Linked DNA regions of Homo sapiens: region 1 is linked to region 2. A link is an interaction called in ENCODE POLR2A ChIA-PET data of the cell type or tissue named here. Cell type or tissue: GM12878. All regions are shown on one strand. Each heading gives the region's core, and the rest is flanking DNA. Links, peaks and the distances in the headings are about the cores only.

Region 1 (2,920 bases), core at 244-2,743, 50 kb after region 2:
TGTTTTCACATGCTATAAAGAACACCCAAGACTGGGTAATTTATAAAGAAAAGAGGTTTAATTGACTCACAGTTCTGAATGGCTGGGGAGGCCTCAGGAAACTTACAATTATGGCAGAAGGTAAAATGGAAGCAAGGCGTCTTACGTGTTGGCAGGAGAGAGTGAGGGGGGAAGTGCCACTTTTAAACTATCAGATCTCATGAACTCACCCACTATCATGAGAACATCACGGGGGAAACCGCCCCCATAATCCAATTACCTCGAGGTCCCTCCCTCGACACCTGGGGATTACAATTCGAGATGAGATTTGGGTGGGGACACCCAAGAGCACCCAGAGCAAAACCATATCAGGCTCTTCAGGAAAAATTATTTTCAAAATACACAATTGATCTCACTGAATAGCTCTGATAATTTTCTCAGCTGCATCCTGACAACTGCATAGTGAAAAAAAAGTCACAAGAACCAAATCATGAAGTGATGACTAAACATATTTTACAGAATTTTGTGCATTTATATATGTGAAAGAAAAACTAATAAAATGTCAGGTAAAATGAGGTGGCTCTTAAAATGCCATTGTTTTCCTTAAAAATAAATGATTACTTGATTTTTCTAGGAAAATACAAAACAGAGGCTGTGAGTGATCAAGAGTCTCATTTAGCCTCTTACAGTGCACATTAGCCTGAAGGCCACACACTCCCTTCACCCACTGTTTGCTCTTCTCTGAGCCTTGAGCCTCTTCAGCTCATGGGAATTGACTTTGAAGGTGGACAAGACGATGTACCAGCGTGATGGAAGTGTTCTGTGTCCTAATGGGGGCGGTGGCTACACTGGTGTATACATTTATTAAACTCACTGAACCGTACACTTAAGGCACACTTTTAAATACATTTAAAGGCACACATTTGAAGTGTATGGTATATTTATTTGGGGCAGCATTCATATATTTAAATAAATATACAATAAATAAATATATAAATAATAAATATACCATGTATTTATATATAAATAAATAATAAATTTATATATTTATAGATTTAAGTATATGGTATATTTATTTGGGGCATCATTTATATACATTTAAATATATAAATGATGCCTCAAATAAAAAGATGCCGAAATGATTAATGCTAAAATGATAGATGTTAATATATATGTTAATATGTTATATCTCTGTAAATAGCTATATGTCACCTTGAGTCAGAATTTATTAAACTGACATCCATTATGTTATCAGTAAGCCCTCCTGGCATTTCTCAGGTGGATGTCAGGAAGCTGAGCTCCCTGTGGCTTGACCTGCGTCTCCTGGGTTTAAACATCGGCTGACTGCAGGAGTCAGAGGGAGAAGAAAAGGAGACAGGCTGTGCATGAACTTGACGAGTGCCATGAAACAATTATTCCACTCAATAAAATTTCTTGACAGGATGAGCAGGTATTTTCAAATCGCATAATAATGAAGCTGGGATCAGCTAAACGTTCCACACGGACAGCGGCTGCAACCCAGCTTCCTCTCAAATTCCATCCTCAGGAAAGTGTTTCCAGTACTTAGGCGAGGACGCCATCTAGTGGCAGAAGAAGCAACCACAGGGCGAGAGCAGCGTGGCCGAATGAGTTCATCTTTCTTGCCCCAGCTTATCTTTCTTTCTTGCCCCAGCTTATCTTTCTTTCTTGCCCCAGCTTATCTTTCTTTCTTTGCCTTTTTACAGAACTAAGGTCTCTTGGCAGAAGGTAATTCTCCACTAGTGGACTGCCGGTGGTGGGTTAGTCACTCACCAAAGGGCTTGAAAGGATCTTCTGAAAAGATGCTTTGACACTGAAGAGAATTGAGGGGGCTCTTTTGAAGGGACAGAGTCAGACACTAAATCTCCCCTAGCCAGGACAGTAATGGTGACAGCTGGGGACACAAGGCTGCAATTAGCCCATACCTGCCTGACGTATTTGTACTAATTAGAAAAAGTCTTCTTTTATATGGGGGGATGAAGCCCCAGGGTGCACGACTTGGTAAATGGAATACTGGCTGTTTTTCAGCGGCCCTCCCTGCTTCTGCCAGGAACTCTTGTACAGTAGACAACCTGCACGACCATGTGCTGCAGCCCTTAGGCAGCAATAGTACCTTCTCCTGGCACCTCATTTGCCCACAGCAAACACCAGTTTCTAGGAGATGGGGCACAAGATGGGTACACCCACCCTCAAATGTATCCTTAAGGTATTTGGATAGCCATTGTTGCATGTGGATTTCCATTTCTTTTCTTTTTCTTTTTTTCTTTTTTTGAGATGGAGTTTCACTCTTGTTGCCCGGGCTGTAGTGCAATGGCGCGATCTTGGCTTACCGCAACCTCCGCCTCCCGGGTTCAAGTGATTCTCCAGCCTCAGCCCACCGAGGAGCTGGGATTACAGGCGTGCGCCACCGCGCCCGGCCCCATTTCAACAGTTCAGAAGTTTTTAGCTTTCGGGCCTAGGTTTTGAAAGCCTCTTGCAGCTGAAATGGAGAAAGGGTAGGAGCTTCTCATGTAGTGTCTTTAGGAAAATAGCATCACAGGCTGGGTGCAGTGGGTGGTGCATGCCTGTAATCCCAGCACTTTAGGAGACCAACGTGGGAGGATGACTTGAGCCCAGGAGTTTGAGATCAGCCTGGGGAATATAGCAAGACCCTGTCTCTATTAGAAGAAAGAAAACAAAATAAAATAGCATCACACAGCTATGTCATAAAAGACTGTAGTGTGGGATTGGACATCCAAAGTTATAGATAAACGGCATAAGAAATTTTATGTCATAAAATTTGTGGATAGACAAAAGACACACTGCAGAACTAAAGGAAAATGTTTATTCACTTAGCTAACATTTCCTAAGTACCCTGGTTGGAGACATTGGACTAGGAAGAGGGAACAATGGTGACTAGAACAAGAGTCTCTCTGCTTGGCAG
Region 2 (2,920 bases), core at 290-2,789:
GTTCCCTATTTTTAAATGGTCTGGGCCAGGCATGGTGGCTCACGCCTGTAATTCCAGCACTTTGGGAGGCTGAGGTGGGTAGATCACCTGAGGTCAGGAGTTTGAGATCAGCCTGGCCAACATGGTGAAACCCTATCTCTAATAAAAATATAAAAATTAAGCTGGGCATGGTGGTGAGTGCCTGTAATCCCAGCTACTCAGGAGGCTGAGGCAGGAGAATCATGTGAACCCCCAGAAGTGGAGGCTGCAGTGAACCAAGATTGCACCACTGCACTCCAGCCTGGGCAACAGAGTGAGACTCTGTCTCAATAAATAAATAAATAAATAAATAAATAAAATAAAAATAAATAAAATGGCCTGGAAGAAAATGATAGAAGCCATTCACTCAAGCTTTAACTTATCTAACTCTCAGCCAATTAATAACAAAAGACCCAAGAAGCTTATTAACCACGAGTTCCTATTTCAGGGGGCTGGGGACTTCCCTGGAGCCCTGCATGCATAGCTAGACTTAAAGTCCAACCTACAGTTACCCTTCCTCATTTTAAGGCTAAAAATGCATGGGGTGGAGATTTAAAATACTAATGTTGCATATGATGCATGAAGAAGCATGAGTGCTAGAAAAGCCTCTCCTATACATGCTCTGATGTAACCCTTTCCCATGGAAAGACCCTATAAAACTAACCCACACACTATCCTCCGATAGCAGTCTGTTTCTTTTCCTTTCTCAGCACTGGCTCCCTTGTGCATGAGCCAAAACAAACTTTCTCTTTGCTGCTATGTATGGTGATTGCTCTTGATTTCTATCCTGGGTGATTACAAGAACCCATGGCATTGGTAACAGCCACTCATGGTACGGAGTAGCATACCATGCTGAGATCTGTTAGTAAAGGTAAAAGCTACCCCAAGGTGTTGGCTCACTGGAAGCATAAGGAAATGCAAACTAATAAGAAAAGGCGATATATTCAGTCCCTTGGTTATTATCTGTAACAGATAAAATAAAATTAAAAGAGAGTGCTGGGTCAGACCAAGCTCAGATTTCAGTGAGTCTGCGCTCTAGCCAGTAACTGCAAAGCCACCCACCAATGGCAAAATCATGCTGAGATTAGACAATATCACTAAGAACTCTGGTAACCAAGAAGGCAGTTTATGTGGGGTGGAAGGCAAACCATGAAACGATTGAAACCACAGGGTATAGTGTGAAGAAGTTATTTCATTTTGTAGATCAGTATCATAAACTTCCTGAAGAACCTTTATTCAAATGGGTTGTGTGAGTAACTAAGTGAGTGACAGTGTCTTAGGTTTCGAACACTGCAGAGTATTCAAAATGCTAGCATTCATGTTTGGGTTGATGCAGGACCCACAGCTCTCTATGGAGCAATCGCAGATGTTTCAGGTGGTCCAGACACATAGGAGGTTATTCCTGAGAGAACATCCAGCCTGGTGGACTGGACAAAAGCCACACTAAGGTCTGTTTACCCTGAGAAGGGGGACTGTTCCTCTCCCCTTATAAATGCCAAGTAGAATACCCCTGATGAAGCAGCTGATGTGCTTCATATGCAAACCACAGAGGACTGGCTTGATGATCATCGGGGTATTTGTCTGCTGAATATGCCTGTTACCCAGGTCATGGTAAACGCTGTGATTAAGGGGGCTCCTTTTGGCTGGACGCGGTGGCTCACGCCTGTAATCTCTGCACTTTGGGAGGCCGAGGTGGGTGGACTACCTGAGGTCAGGAGTTTGAGACCAGCCTGGCCAACCTGATGAAACCCCGTCTCTACTAAATATACAAACAATTAGTCAGGCATGGTGGCGGGTGCCTGTAATCCCAGCTACTCGGAAGGCTGAGGCAGAAGAATCACTTGAACCTGGGAGGCGGAGGTTGCAGTGAGCTGAGATTGCGCCACTGCTCTCCAACCTGGGCAACAAGAGCGAAACTCTGTCTCAAAAAAAAAAAAAAAGGGGGGGGGGGGGCTCCTTTTACATAAACACCTCATATAACCTTACTGCTGCAAAACCAAGGGAGTCTTATTGAATTTTCTCTCTCAGTTTCCCCTTATGGGTCTTACAGATGCTAATAAAAACATGAGGTTAGTTAAGAGAAGAATGGAGAAAGGCACAGAGAGTCACGGACTAGTCTTAGCAGGGTGGAAATTTTTAAATGGTTATTAACACATAGGGCAGGGTGAGATGGCTCACGCCTGTAATCCCAGCATTGTGGGAGGCAGGGGCGGGCAGATCACCTGAGGTCAGGAGTTCGAGACCAGCCTGGCCAACACGGTGAAACCCTGCCTCTACTAAAAATAGCAAAATTAGCCTGGCATGCCTGTAATCCCAGCTACTAGGGAGGCTGAGGTACAAGAATTGCTTGAGGACGGGCGCGGTGACTCATGCCTGTAATCCCAGCACTTTGGGAGGCCGAGGCAGGCGAATCACGAGGTCAGGAGTTCAAGACCAGCCTGACCAATATGGTGAAACCCCGTCTCTACTAAAAATACAAAAATTAGCCAGGCGTGGTGGTGCACGCCTGTAATCCCAGATACTCGGGAGGCTGAGGAAGTAGAATTGCTTGAACCCAGGAGGCAGAGGTTGCAGTGAGCTGAGATCACGCCACTGCACTCTAGCCTGGGTGACAGAGCAAGACTCTGTCGAAAACAAAAAAAAAAAAAAAAAAAAAAAAGAAGGAAAGAAAAGAAAAGAAAAGAAAGGAGAATAAAACAAATATTGATAAACAAACAAACAAACAAAAAATCAGGGGCAAAACTTAAGACCTTCACAGATCTTAGCCAGTCCTTGGTCTGGAGGCCCTGTTTCATGTCATGTGAATGATCCACATGTACCCATATCCCTTGGTAAGTATGATTCATATGCTAATTGGCTGACAACCCTGGCAGATACTGCTTTTCAGAGCAAGGGCCTTCCC

What was found. Peaks named below come from ENCODE experiments on the same cell type or tissue, not always from the same donor. Only the 100,000 strongest peaks of a DNase experiment are listed, where the experiment ranks them.
Region 1: POLR2A ChIA-PET joins it to region 2 with 6 read pairs; 10 of 35 experiments call an interaction of 5 or more read pairs at or near these places.

Annotation. Positions count from the first base shown.
Region 1 is chr2:69,723,469-69,726,388 of GRCh38, reverse strand. It overlaps a transcript of ANXA4 not described here. Among named protein-coding and RNA genes, the nearest start is that of ANXA4, 17 kb to the left of the region's middle. RefSeq lists an enhancer at 1,631-1,680. In GM12878, for the core only: a CTCF peak has its summit at 1,555 (motif pointing left); a DNase peak (open chromatin) is centred at 1,468; H3K4me3 peaks cover 344 bases.
Region 2 is chr2:69,773,379-69,776,298 of GRCh38, reverse strand. All of the region lies in intron 1 of ANXA4 (annexin A4), which reads right to left. Among named protein-coding and RNA genes, the nearest start is that of SMANTIS, 24 kb to the left of the region's middle. In GM12878, for the core only: no CTCF peak of the experiment used is centred there; no DNase peak of the experiment used is centred there; H3K4me3 peaks cover 1,153 bases; H3K27ac peaks cover 1,387 bases.